Linked DNA regions of Homo sapiens: region 1 is linked to region 2. A link is a contact called in ENCODE Hi-C data. All regions are on one chromosome and are shown on one strand. The core of a region is the stretch at or near the end of the contact, and the rest is flanking DNA. Distances in the headings are between cores, read along the strand shown. Region 1 holds the start of MAB21L2 (mab-21 like 2). Region 2 overlaps LRBA (LPS responsive beige-like anchor protein).

Evidence for each region. Hi-C counts contacts between places; a loop is a spot of excess contacts on that map. Pooled maps may share reads with other maps.
Region 1: a loop to region 2 is called in a map of sigmoid colon, with 2.4 times the contacts of the local background. The contact joins the promoter of MAB21L2 here to the enhancer-like site in region 2. A Hi-C loop is called at or near these places in 3 of 168 maps with a recorded cell type or tissue (Calu3, Right ventricle myocardium inferior and sigmoid colon) and 5 of 50 pooled maps.

Annotation. Positions count from the first base shown.
Region 1 is chr4:150,578,295-150,584,845 of GRCh38, forward strand. MAB21L2 (mab-21 like 2) reads left to right here and starts at 3,857. Exons shown (of 1, transcript NM_006439.5): 1 at 3,857-6,399. The coding sequence starts at 4,736. The coding sequence ends at 5,815. The region is part of intron 40 of LRBA (LPS responsive beige-like anchor protein); the gene reads right to left. LRBA-AS1 (LRBA antisense RNA 1) reads left to right here and starts at 795. Exons shown (of 2, transcript NR_149035.1): 1 at 795-1,061; 2 at 1,310-2,940.
Region 2 is chr4:150,506,804-150,513,618 of GRCh38, forward strand. All of the region lies in intron 40 of LRBA (LPS responsive beige-like anchor protein), which reads right to left. Among named protein-coding and RNA genes, the nearest start is that of LRBA-AS1, 69 kb to the right of the region's middle. Within about 2 kb of position 3,833, at least 4 of the 41 ENCODE cell types and tissues checked have a DNase peak (open chromatin) inside an H3K27ac peak, as active enhancers do.

The DNA of each region.
Region 1 (6,551 bases), core at 2,607-5,106, 72 kb after region 2:
ATATTTTCACTTTTTAAAGTACTCTGTCAACTCATCACCTTATTTTAACACCAAGTATTCAGTTTTGCTTCTAATTTTAATTATAAAAATTTCCTTAAAATATGCCAATTTTTTTTGAAAATATATTTGTATAAATAGTTAATTTTTTATTTCCAAGTTTCTGTACTCATAAAGGTTTCGGTGAAATAGGAAATTCCATTAATAATTAAAAGTTTATTTAACCATGATAAGTAAAAATAGGATGTAATGAGTAATCTGGTTATTTGACTGGACCTTAAACATTCACATTGCTATAAAACTAGTACCGTAATTACTACAACCTGACTCAATTTTTTGAAGAAACTGGGAAATTTTCAGACTAAAGTTTTAAACATCCTCATATTTTAGTTTATAGTAACTAAAAACATGCCCACTTCAGTACTATCACCTACATTCTTTATGTTCCTAATGTAATGATGCAAGAGGTAAAGCCTAGAGAAGTCTGAAGGTTACGGACTACCTGATATCCAAAACAAAAAATTCAGATCACACCCTGAATGTCCTCCTTCCCTTTTTAGGAATGTCCTGCAGCTAGCCCAGCACCACAGCTCTGGGCTGAAGCATGCCAATGTTGGCACTGCCTAAGCCAAACAAACAAGATGTTTAACAGTCAAATAAAATGTCCTGCAGCCTCCCTAATGAATTTGTCAAGGACCATCAGATTTCGCACCCCCTCCTTTGCCTCATTAACTCAAGTATGATGAGACGGATTATAACAAGAGAATACAGATGAATCGGTCTGAAGACTTGAAGTGGCTTTTAGCCTCTAGAGTTTCTTTCTCTCACTTGGTCTCCTTTAATAGAATATAGTATCTCCTGCAGAAGGAGCTGCCAGTTCGTTTTAATACACCATCAAGGAGCTGCTGATGGACTTCTATACTAACATACATAAAAGCAGAGGTGACAGGGGCTCTTCAATTACAGCCTCCTCGGATACCGTTTCCCCCTTCAATTATTCAACCAGAGGAAGAGAGGACCGCAAAGGCGCAGCTGAAGCTGCTCTTAGAGCAGAGGCAGCCAGAGTGAGTTGGGGTGGGGGAGGGGGGAGAAAGAGAACCAGCAAGAGGGAGCATTATTTGCTGGAAGTGTTTAAGTTTATTGCTCGAATGATGTTTCTAATTAGTACCACGGCCATAAATTAAAGTCGCCTTTGTTTAACTGATTTATTATTTACTAGAGCATCTACCTAAGACAGGGTAAATTGGTAATGAATTGTTTTTAAATCAAAACATTTGTAACGTTTTATCATCCTTCCCTCTGTATGTAAAAGTGGAGAAGCGTAGGGGCAAGGATGCGAGAAAACTTAGCCGAGCTTGACAGAGCCGCCAGTGGAGGTGCAGCGGAGTGTCCGGCGAGTGGTGGCGCGAAGGTCCGCTCGGCCTGGGACGCCCCACCCGAGAGAAGAGGAGAAGGCGCAGGACTTGCGGCGCGGCGGCGGAGCCATGCGAACCAACTCCGCCACCCCTGAGGCTGTTTGCAAACACTCACTCTCGGGAGCGTCGCGGGCCGGGCCATTCGCGAACCAGACGCAACGACGAAGCGACCACCTCGAGAGTGGGGCGGGAAAGCTCCGCACCCTCTATCCCCGCCACCAGTCTCCGCCCAGTAACTGCCCCCGGAGAAGCAACCACGGAGCCCCTCCCGGCCAGTCGCGCTCTCCCGGCAGCGCAGTGCCCTCCGGCCCAGGCAGTTCCCAGAGCGCCGGCAAGGCCTCCCGGGTTAGAGCCGGGCTCCCACAGGCGCGAACTCCGAGGGCGCGAGGTCCCCTAGATCCTTAGGCGGCGAGGCGTTCCGGGACGCACGCGGCCTCCCCGGAGAAGGCTGGAGGTCAAGCAGCCCAAGTCTCTGCCACTCCAGAGAAGTTAACTAAAGCTCTGGAGTCCAAGAGTCGCGCGGACACTTAATTCTGACTCTTCTTCCTAATCGCGGGAAGACAAACCCTAAGCAACAAATCCGAGATAGTTTTTTTTTAAGCAAATATTCCTTAGAAAGGGACTTATGGCAACGAGAGAGGAAGGGTGACAAACTGCCTGTGGTCCGCACCAGGTATGTAAGAAAGAACCAAGAGGCCCAATTGTCTGATACCAAGTAGATAGAAAGAAATTAACTTCCCTATGCAATTCAATTCAGGTTCACCCGGCCGGACTTTAAGAGGGTAAGTCAAGCCCTCCCAAGGGGTTTTGAAAAAGCCGAACTACCAGGTTTCTAAAACGAAGTCTTCACCCAAATGGACGCATAGATTTTTATTTTTATCGCATAACCCAGGGCTGGAATATAACCTCCCAAATCAAACTAAAAATAATCACATCTACCTGAAATACGTTAAAAAGATTCAGAATCCAGACATCTTAGGTTCATACATAAACCCTCAGTATCAAGCAAATCAGAAACAATGTTCTAGCTTTTTTTTTCACCCAAAAGTATGGAAAGGCTACAGTGGGTACAACTCGTTTAGGATAATACATATACTAAAAGCACATGCATGCCTTTCATTGAAATGCCTAGGGAGGAGTGAAGCCATCTGTGTAATCAATAACAGGATAGTTATAGATTTTTGTGGCAGTGAAGTCTTTTAAAAGCAAGAGTCAATTATGAAAATAAAATCATTTTACAAATGAAACTCTGTACCTGTACCCCCTAAGAATACATTCACAATTAGATTTACAACAGTAAGATTTTAAGAAAACTTTAGGTTTACATTTACTTGCCTTGTTTTTCATTAAGTTTGAAGCAATTTTAGTAGCTTATTTTAAAAGTATATCCTACTAAGTTCTACGACATGTAAGTTTGCACCATTTCTCACAACTTAGATATTTTCTCTCTCGTAACTAGTTAATTCTTGTAACGATAAAATAATGGTATTAAATACATGTGAATCTTAATTATGAAATAATTATCAAACAAGGTGCTTGGACTAGTTTTTGCCCTGCCCTGTTTTTAAACAGCATATCGAAATTACTAAAAAGAGATTTATAAACCCTCACCTTATATCCACTCCAACCCTCACTGGTGCACATATACAGCAACTGCTCTGATTCTTGGCAACAATGGGAGGGGAGGGGAAGAGAAAGGAGGATGACTTTAAAGGAGGAAAAAACCTGGAAAAATTAGGTCCTTTCCCAGATTCCCCTTTCGCTTCCCATTTGCCTTCAAGCCAAAGTAATTTTGTTACAGTTTGCACCTTCTACTACACAATGTTGATAGAATCATTTAAAAAAAAAAAAAGTGAACCTTTCTGAACCATTGCTACTCTCCCTCGCGTTATTCCAGCCATCTCCAGGAGAGTCCCTTCTATATAAACTCTTTTTCTTCTTTGCTACTGATAAGAGAGGAGGATAAAGAGGAACGGCTGTAAAATGTGTGCAAGCATTTGACTCCCATTATCTCCTCCTATTTTCTTACTTCTCTCTTTACCCTGTTTCTTTATCAAGTGCAGTGGTGGCTGCTACCGTTCGCCAAGCGTGCCTGTCTTCTCTCTCGGATTGGCTAAAGCACTGACAGCTCGGATAGCGATTGTAGGAACTGAAGCTCCACCCCCTCATGATGGCCCTGGGACCATTCATAAACTAAATAACTCCAGGAAACAGCGAGGGAGAGAGAGAAAGAAAGAGAGAGGGAGAGAGAGAGACAGAGAGAGTTAGAGGAAAGAAGAGAGAGCGAGCACGAGGAAGGGGGGCGGGGGAGAGAAGCAGGGGGAGAGCGGGGCGAGAAAGAGGTCGGAGGGGAGAGGAGGGGGAGAGACGACTCAGAAAGTGGAATCTGTAAAAGCAAGCTAGAGGAGAAGAAGGAAAACCCTGAATCGTTATAACTACACCCCAGATGCAACGCAAGCAACGACTTCGTCACACTAAAACGGATTTTGTGAGGGCCAAAAGTATAAATTACGAAGCAGAAATGATTATCAAACAACTTCCAGCGGTTTGCACCTAAAGAAACACAAGGAGAACCCACTACAAACAAACAAACCCAGTCCAAACAACGCCTCCAGTAGGAAAAGAGGAAAACTGCGATAACACGACCCCCCGAGAAGAGACGAGACCAACACGCTGAGACTGTGGGGCGTCAGCAAACCTCCAAGTGCACGGCGGACTGAGTTGTACTTCGCAGCTCTCTGGACATTAATTACCTCCTGCACCTTCCATTTGGGGGAGGGTGAGGAAGAAGGCACTCACCTACACTGAGCGAAGAAGTCCTATCAGCGTGGAAGAGAAGTTTAAGAATGAACCACTGAATGTTTCGCTTTTATTTTTAAATTTACTTTGGCACTTAAAAAACCTCATTTCCAGATTTCTGGACAATCTCGGCTGCAGACATCTAAGCCTAACCTTTTGGTATCCTGAGTTTTTTCCCTCTCCTTCTCCTTCCTCACGCCCACCCCGCTTCTCTCGCACACGGTCATCTTTACATATCAAGAGAAAGCAAAAAGGTTCCAAGAGGTACTTTTCTTTTTAGAAAATCACCTTTTCTCCCCTAATTCTTCTGCAGAAGAAAAGAGGTTTCGAAAGAGGGAAAAGGAAAAAACAAGCCGGCTACGGTATCAGCCGGTCAGCCCAGGTGGAAAACGAGAGTGAAAGTAGGGCTTAACGGGGAGCGCACCGCCTCTTTCGAAAGCCGCTGGGCCACCACCAGTGCGTGAGCCTTGGATCCCTCAACGTATTGCGAGACGCCGGTGTATAGCCCGGACCTGTGCCCCAACATGATCGCCGCTCAGGCCAAGCTGGTTTACCAGCTCAATAAGTACTACACTGAGCGCTGTCAGGCGCGCAAGGCGGCCATCGCCAAAACCATCCGAGAGGTCTGTAAGGTGGTCTCGGACGTGCTCAAGGAAGTGGAGGTGCAGGAGCCTCGCTTCATCAGCTCCTTGAGCGAGATCGATGCCCGCTACGAGGGGCTCGAGGTCATTTCGCCCACCGAATTTGAGGTGGTGCTCTACCTAAACCAGATGGGCGTCTTCAACTTCGTGGACGACGGCTCGCTGCCCGGCTGCGCAGTGCTCAAACTGAGCGATGGGCGGAAGCGGAGCATGTCTCTCTGGGTCGAGTTCATCACGGCGTCGGGCTATCTCTCAGCGCGTAAGATCCGCTCGCGTTTCCAGACGCTGGTGGCCCAGGCGGTGGACAAGTGCAGCTATCGGGATGTGGTCAAGATGATCGCGGACACCAGCGAGGTCAAGTTGCGCATCAGGGAGCGCTATGTGGTGCAAATCACTCCGGCGTTCAAGTGCACCGGGATCTGGCCTCGCAGCGCGGCACAGTGGCCTATGCCCCACATCCCTTGGCCCGGCCCCAATCGGGTGGCCGAGGTCAAGGCCGAAGGGTTCAACTTGCTCTCGAAGGAGTGCTACTCGCTGACCGGCAAGCAGAGCTCGGCAGAGAGCGACGCCTGGGTGCTACAGTTCGGGGAGGCGGAGAACCGCCTGCTGATGGGCGGCTGCCGAAACAAGTGCCTCTCAGTGCTGAAGACTCTGCGGGACCGCCACCTGGAGCTACCCGGCCAGCCGCTCAACAACTACCACATGAAGACGCTGCTGCTGTACGAGTGCGAGAAACACCCACGAGAAACGGACTGGGACGAGTCGTGCCTGGGCGACCGGCTCAACGGCATCCTGCTGCAGCTCATCTCCTGCCTGCAGTGCCGCCGCTGCCCTCACTACTTTCTGCCCAACCTCGACCTCTTTCAGGGCAAGCCCCATTCGGCCCTGGAGAGCGCTGCCAAGCAGACCTGGAGGTTGGCCAGGGAAATTCTCACCAATCCCAAAAGCCTGGACAAACTATAGGGTGCTGGGGACTGCTTGAAAAGCGACACAAACGGGCGTGCTCTCTCAGACACACAACTCTGCTATAAACAGCAGAAACTCTGGACACAAACTTTTATGTAAGTCACCTGAAATAGGAATCCGGCAGAAGACCTTCATTAATTAAGAAGCAAACAAAAAGAGAGCAACCCAACCAAAACAAATCACATTCTTGCACAAAAGTGATCGTTTTCTTCCAAACAATGTGAATTTAAAAGGTCACACAAAAGAAGCAATCGGGCTCCGCCACCACAAAATGAAACCCAAGGTACATTTTCAAATCAATGTATAGTAGTTCCCCCCCCTTTTCCTTCTTTCCCCCTATCCTTTTTCTCTCCACCCCATCCCCCCCCCCATTTCGTTTTGCTTTTGGTTGCCTGAATGTTGTCACCAAGTGAAAAAATTATTTAACTATATGTAAAATTTCTCTTTTAAAAAAAAGTTTTACTGATGTTAAACGTTCTCAGTGCCAATGTCAGACTGTGCTCCTCCCTCTCCTGAACCTCTACCCTCACCCTGAGCTGTCTTGTTGAAAACAGTAATAAAAACATTACTTTACATTGTAATTGACTGTTTGTGGATTGTTCTTAAGTGAAGGCAGGTGAGATCACAGTTTATAATTTCCAATGTAAAGATGTGACGAGGAATCAAATGCAAGAAGCTTCCACTTGAACTGATTTGCAAAATTTTAAATACAGTACATTTTGTAGAATTGACT
Region 2 (6,815 bases), core at 2,583-5,082:
GACATGATTGTATATCTAGAAAACCCCATTGTCTCAGGCCAAAATCTCCTTAAGCTGATAAGCAACTTCAGCAAAGTCTCAGGATATAAAATCAATGGCAAAAATCACAAGCATTCTTATACACGAATAACAGACAAACAGAGAGCCAAATCATGAGTGAACTCCCATTCACAATTGCTTCAAAGAGAATAAAATACCTAGGAATCCAACTTACAAGGGATGTGAAGGACCTCTTCAAGGAGAACTACAAACCACTGCTCAATGAAATAAAAGAGGATACAAACAAATGGAAGAACATTCCATGCTCATGGGTGGGAAGAATCAATATCATGAAAATGGCCATACTGCCCAAGGTAATTTATAGATTCAATGCCATCCCCATCAAGCTACCAATGACTTTCTTCACAGAATTGGAAAAAACTACTTTAAAGTTCATATGGAATCAAAAAAGAGCCCGCATTGCCAAGTCAATCCTAAGCCAAAAGAACAAAGCTGGAGGCATCACTCTTCTTGACTTCAAACTATACTACAAGGCTACAGTAACCAAAACAGCATGGTACTGGTATCAAAACAGAGATATAGACCAATGGAACAGAACAGAGCCCTCAGAAATAATGCCGCATATCTACAACTATCTGATCTTTGACAAACCTGAGAAAAACAAGAAATGAGGAAAGGATTCCTTATATAATAAATGGTGCTGGGAAAACTGGCTAGCCATATGTAGGAAGCTGAAACTGGATCCCTTCCTTACACCTTATACAAAAATTAATTCAAGATGGATTAAAGACTTACATGTTAGACCTAAAACCATAAAAACCCTAGAAGAAAACCTAGGCAATACCATTCAGGACACAGGCATGGGCAAGGACTTCATGTCTAAAACACCAAAAGCAATGTTAACAAAAGCCAAAATTGACAAATGGGATCTAATTAAACTGAAGAGCTTCTGCAGAGCAAAAGAAACTACCATCAGAGTGAACAGGCAACCTACAGAATGGGAGAAAATTTTTGCAACCAACCCAAATGTCCAACAACGACAGACTGGGTTAAGAAAACGTGGCACATACACACCATGGAATACTATGCAGCCATAAAAAATGATGAGTTCATGTCCTTTGTAGGGACATGGATGCAACTGGAAACCATCATTCTCAGCAAACTATTGCCAAGGACAAAAAACCAAACACCGCATGTTCTCACTCATAGGTGGGAATTGAAAAATAAGAACACATGGACACAGGAAGGGGAACATCACAAACCGGGGACTGTTGTGGGGTGGGGGGAGGGGAGGGATAGCATTAGGAGATATACCTAATGCTAAATGACGAGTTAATGGGTACAGCACACCAACATGGCACATGTATACATATGTAACAAACCTGCAAATTGTGCACATGTACCCTAAAACTTAAAATAATAAAATTTAAAAAAAAAGGGGGGGGGGGGGAGAAAAAGACATCACATGAGACCAAGCAGTTTTGTTTTGTTTTTTTTGAGACAGACCCTTGCTCTGTCACCCAGGCTGGAGTGCAGTGGCGTGATCTCTGCTCACTGCAACCTCTGCCTCCTGGGTTCAGACGATTCTCCTGCCTCAGCCTCCTGAGTAGCTGGGACTAGGACTACAGGTGCCCACCACCATGCCTGGCTAATTTTTGTATTTTTAGTAGAGGCGGGGTTTCACCATGTTGGCTAGGCTGGTCTCGAACTCCTGACCTCAAATGATCCACCCACCTTGGCCTCCCAAAGTGTGGGATTATAGGCAGGAGCCACCACGTCCAGCCCCAAGTAGATTTTAGAGCAAAACATTTAATTAGGGATAAAGAGGGTCATTTTATAATAATATCATTTCATCAAGAGGCTTTATTTAACTATCCTAATTGTTTATGATCTGAATAACAGAGCTTCAAAACACAAGAAGCAAAAACTGAGAGAACTGAAAGAAGAAACACATGAACCCACAATATAAACATTTCAACATTCCTCTGTAATTAATAAAACAAGAAGATTGAAAAATCAATAAAGATACAAAGGAGTTGAACAAGACCATCAACCAACAGAACCTAACTGACATTTATAGAACAGTCCAACCCCAGAGCAAGGTTACGAAAAGCATATTTTGGGCTAAAATTCAAGTTGCAATAAATTTAAGACTCAAATCAGATAAAGTATATTCTCTGACTACAATAGAAGTAAATTAAAAATCAGTAACAATAGATTGTTTGCACAGCATGGTGACTATAGTTAATGGTAATGTACTGTTTATTTCAAAATTGCTAAAAGAGATTTTAAACATTCTTACCACAAGATATAAGTATGTGAGTTAATGAATATATTAATTAGCCAGATTTTATCATTCCACAAAATATACATATTATTAAAACATCACACAGTACCCTATATATACCATTATTATTTTTCAATTAATAAGAAAATTTAAAAAAAGCTATCTGGAAAAGGCCCCAAATTTGAAAATTAAATAGTACACATCTAAATAACCTATGAGTAAGAGAAAAAAACGAAAAGGAAATTAGCAAGTATTTAAAATTGGATGAAAATGAAAACACAATTTTAAAAAATTCTAGAATACAGCTAAAGCAGTACTTAGAGGGAAATTTACAGCACTAAATGCATATATTAATGTGAAAGAAAGATCTCTTTTCAGTGATTTTGACATCCCCTTTAGGAAAAAAGAAAAATAAGAGCAAGTTAAACCCAGATTAAGCAGAGAAAGGAAATAATAAAAATCAAAAGAATAGAAAACCAAAAAAAAAAAAGAGAGAAATATCACTAAAACCTAAAGCTGTTTTTGTGTTTTGTTTTGTTTTTTTAAAAAAAGATCAATAAAATTGATAAACCTCTGACCAGAGATTAGGGAAAAAAAATAGATGTAAATCACGAATATCAGGAATTATAACAGGAATTACCAATATTAGGAGAGAAGAGACATCAAAACAGATTTTTAGACATTAAAAGGATAAGGGGATATCATAAACAAATAGTTTGGACTACTTTGATGCGATGAACAGATCTCTTGAAAGACACAAACTTGGCCAGGTCCTGTGGCTCACGCCTGTAATCCCAGAACTTTGGGAGACAGAAGCAGGCAGATTACTTGAAGTCTGGAGTTCGAGACCAGCCTGGCCAACATGGTGAAACCGCATCTCTACTAAAAATACAAAAACAGCCAAGTGTGGTGGCACATGCCTGTAATCCCAGGGACTTGGGAGGCTGAGGCAGGAGAATTGCTTGAAACCAGGAGGGAGGTGGAGGTTGCAGTGAGCCGAGATCACGCCACTGCCCTCCAGCCTGGGCGGCAGAGTGAGACTCCATCTCAAAAAAAAAGAGAAAGATACAAACTACCAAACCCCTTTCAAGAAGAAATAGATTGCATAAATAATACAATATCTAATAAAGAAGTTAAATTTGTAGTTTAAATCTTCCCAAAAAGTAAACTCCAGGCTCAGCAGACTACACTGGTAAATTCTACCAAATATTTAAGGAAGAAACTCTATACAAACTTGTCCAGAATATTAAAGAGGAAAGAATACGTGCCAACTCGTTCTATGAGGTCAGCATTATCCAGATGTCAAAACCAGACAAACACAGTATAAGTAAAAAGGCAGTCTGCACTTAAATATTTGTAAAATTTCTCTGTCTTGAGACTTACTGTGGATACCCTACAAAATAAATATATTAAATGTCTTCTCATACTACCTTCCCACTCTTGTACCTTCACAAATTGTCACTCAATGCACCCATCTTTCTCTCGGATTTCTCAAAAACATCTACGCAGTTTCCTTTTGTAGTACATTCCAACTTGACTTCCTTTGGATTTCAACAGAGTGGAATTCTTAGCCTTCTTAGTTTACACTGAGTGATTTCATCCCGAATCACTGCTTCTATTGTTGCCAAAGCACGCTGGGGTGTGAGATGTAGAGCTAAGATATTAGAGGTCAGTTTTAGACCCCTATATCCAATCACCTATAAATAGCTCCACCATATGCCCTCTAAACTCTCAAATTCTTTTATTTTTTATTATTTTATTTATTTACTTTTCATTATTTTTTGAGACAGAGTCTCACTCTGTCGCCCAAGCTGGAGTGCAGTGGCGTGATCTTGGCTCACTGCAACCTCCGCCTCCCGGGTTCAAGCGATTCTCCTGCCTCAGCCTCCTGAATAGCTGGGACTACAGGCACGTGCCACCATGCCTGGCTAATTTTTTTGTATTTTTAGTAGAGACAGGGTTTCACCATGTTGGCTAGGCTGGTCTCAAATTCCTGACCTCAGGTCATCCTCCGGCCTTGGCCTCCCAAAGTTCTGGGATTACAGGCGTGAGCCTCCATGCCTGGCCTAACCTCTCAAATTCAACACATCCAAAAACGAACTCACTACCACCCCTCAACAGCTGTCATTAGTCCAATTGAGACTATTTCAGTTAGCAGAGCCATAAACACCATGTAAGCCAAACAAAAACTTAGTTATGCTAAATACTACATCTCACTCCTTTTGACCCTCACTCACCTCTCAATGAACTACTTCACTTGACTCTATCTCCCTTCTGCTTTTAGTCATATAGGGTAAAACCTACTTTAGAAGAGGTTCTTATCATCTTTTACCATTTTCATAGACATATCTTATATTCTAAACATGTCATACAACATAACACTCCTTCAATCACGCCATGCTGCTTCATGCTTAAGCATCTCCCAGTGTGATGGTCTTCCTAACTGCAATGCAGCTTCTTTCAACGTGCACCACCAAGGAGGTGGTGGCAGTGGTTGTATTAAAGTAGTACCAGACAGTAATAGCGGTAGCAGCAACAAACACAACTTACTTAGATCTCATTGTATCCCAGGATCTATGCTAAGTGATTCAATTCAGTTATTTCAGCTAACTCTCAAAATGGCACTGTGAAATCGATGTCATTTTCACCATTTTATAAATTAACAAACAGTCTTTGAGAGGTTAGATGACGCAGTCAAAATCACATAACTAGTAAGTAGTGTAGCCAAGTCTATCAGACTTCTGACATTATGCTCTGAGCCACTATATAATACTCCCACCACAGAGAACTTCTCATCCTTAAAGGCCAAGCCAAGATTTTGCAAAAGCTCTGACTTCTCAAACAGATGTGCTACCACAGGCCTCTTACAAATTGTAAATGTCTCCCTCACTAGACAATTACTGAAGGCAGATACTAAACAGTACTTATTTTAGTAATTCCAGTGCTACTGGTACATCACAGAACTCAATAAATGTATACCCAATGAATTAATGATGAGATTAACAATTTCAGTTGAAACAGATTCCTCATCTTCCACTCCATGTTTCTATAATTAGTTTCAAAACTGAACAGAAAAGAGAGATCTTTAGGCTTTTTAAAATAGCGAACTGTGTATTTCAGCCCCTGGTAAGGGCATTGGGGAGGCCATAATCAAGGTTAGCCAAATTTGTTGTATCTGGAGAAAGTGGTTCAAATGACCTTTCATAACTACTAAGGAACTGGAAACTTATGATTTAGATCATTTAAAAGGAACTTATTATAAGAATTAAAAAGTGAGTGTTATGAACTGAATGTGTCTTTCCAAAATATGTTGAAATCCTAACTTCCAACGTGATGGCAACAGGAGGTGATTTGGACTTTGGGAGGTGAACAAGTACTTAGAGGAGAGCCCTCATGAATGGGATTATAATAAGAGACTCCAGAAAGCTCTCTAGCCCTCTTTCCACCAGGTAAGGATAGAATCAGGAGTCAGCAGTCTAGGGCTCCACACCAGAATCTACCATGCTGGCATCCTAATCTCAGACTTTCAGCCTCCAGAACTGTGAGAAATAAATTTCTGTTGTTTATAAGCCACCCAGTCTATGGTACTTTGTTATAGCAGCCCAAACAAAGACAGTGCTTTTTGAGAAAAAAAAAAAAAAAAAAAAAAGATGAAGAGTCCTTGTTCTGCAGTGAATTATTAGAACCTAAAAGAAACATGTTTCTGAACACCTTCACCTCCCCCCAAAAAAGGGAACAGGTAATAAAAATATGCAATGTAGATTTGCTATATTATGTAAGAATATTCAATTCTGCTTTAGAAGACAAGAAAACAAATGTGATAGATGAACACAAAAGAAACATTAAACATTAATAGTAACATAATAGCTTCCAAGATGTAGGCAAAAAGTCATAGGCTATGTTAAGTATAGGTAAGGAAGTAAGTGGCTTATGAGAGACAGACAAAATTCAAATGATGTTAAATACGTACAGTCAATTTAAAGTTTGAAATCAGCAAGACCTGTCAAAGACAGAATACATTGAATGTATGATGGCACACAAAAAAAGTGCTATTTACAGATGGATGGAAAGACCACCTCAAGGTATAATCATACTACCTCTGTGCTGGGTCTCTCATATTTCTGCAGATCTTAGAGGAAAGTAGTAATTGCCATCTTATATGACACACTGTTTTCAAGGATGTTTGCATAATTAATAGCCTTGGAAGAGACAGTATCTCAGTTTACAGCAATGGGCAGGTTTGTTTACTGTCCAGTATAAGAAAGGTAATGATGCTTTATAAGGCAGAGGCCAGATCTTACTGCCCATTGTAAAAATTTTAGGTTCTCTACAGTTGAGGTTGCTTAACTGGGATGTAAACTCACTGGGAACACAGCATCCACCTGGGTCCCACCTGGGTCCTCATTGGGAACACAGCACCCACCTGGGTCTGTTCATGATGCCCTAATAAAATACTGCAGACTAGGTGGCTTAAACAACAGGTGTGATTTCTTGGAGTTCTGGAGGCTGGGAAGTCCAAGATCAAGTT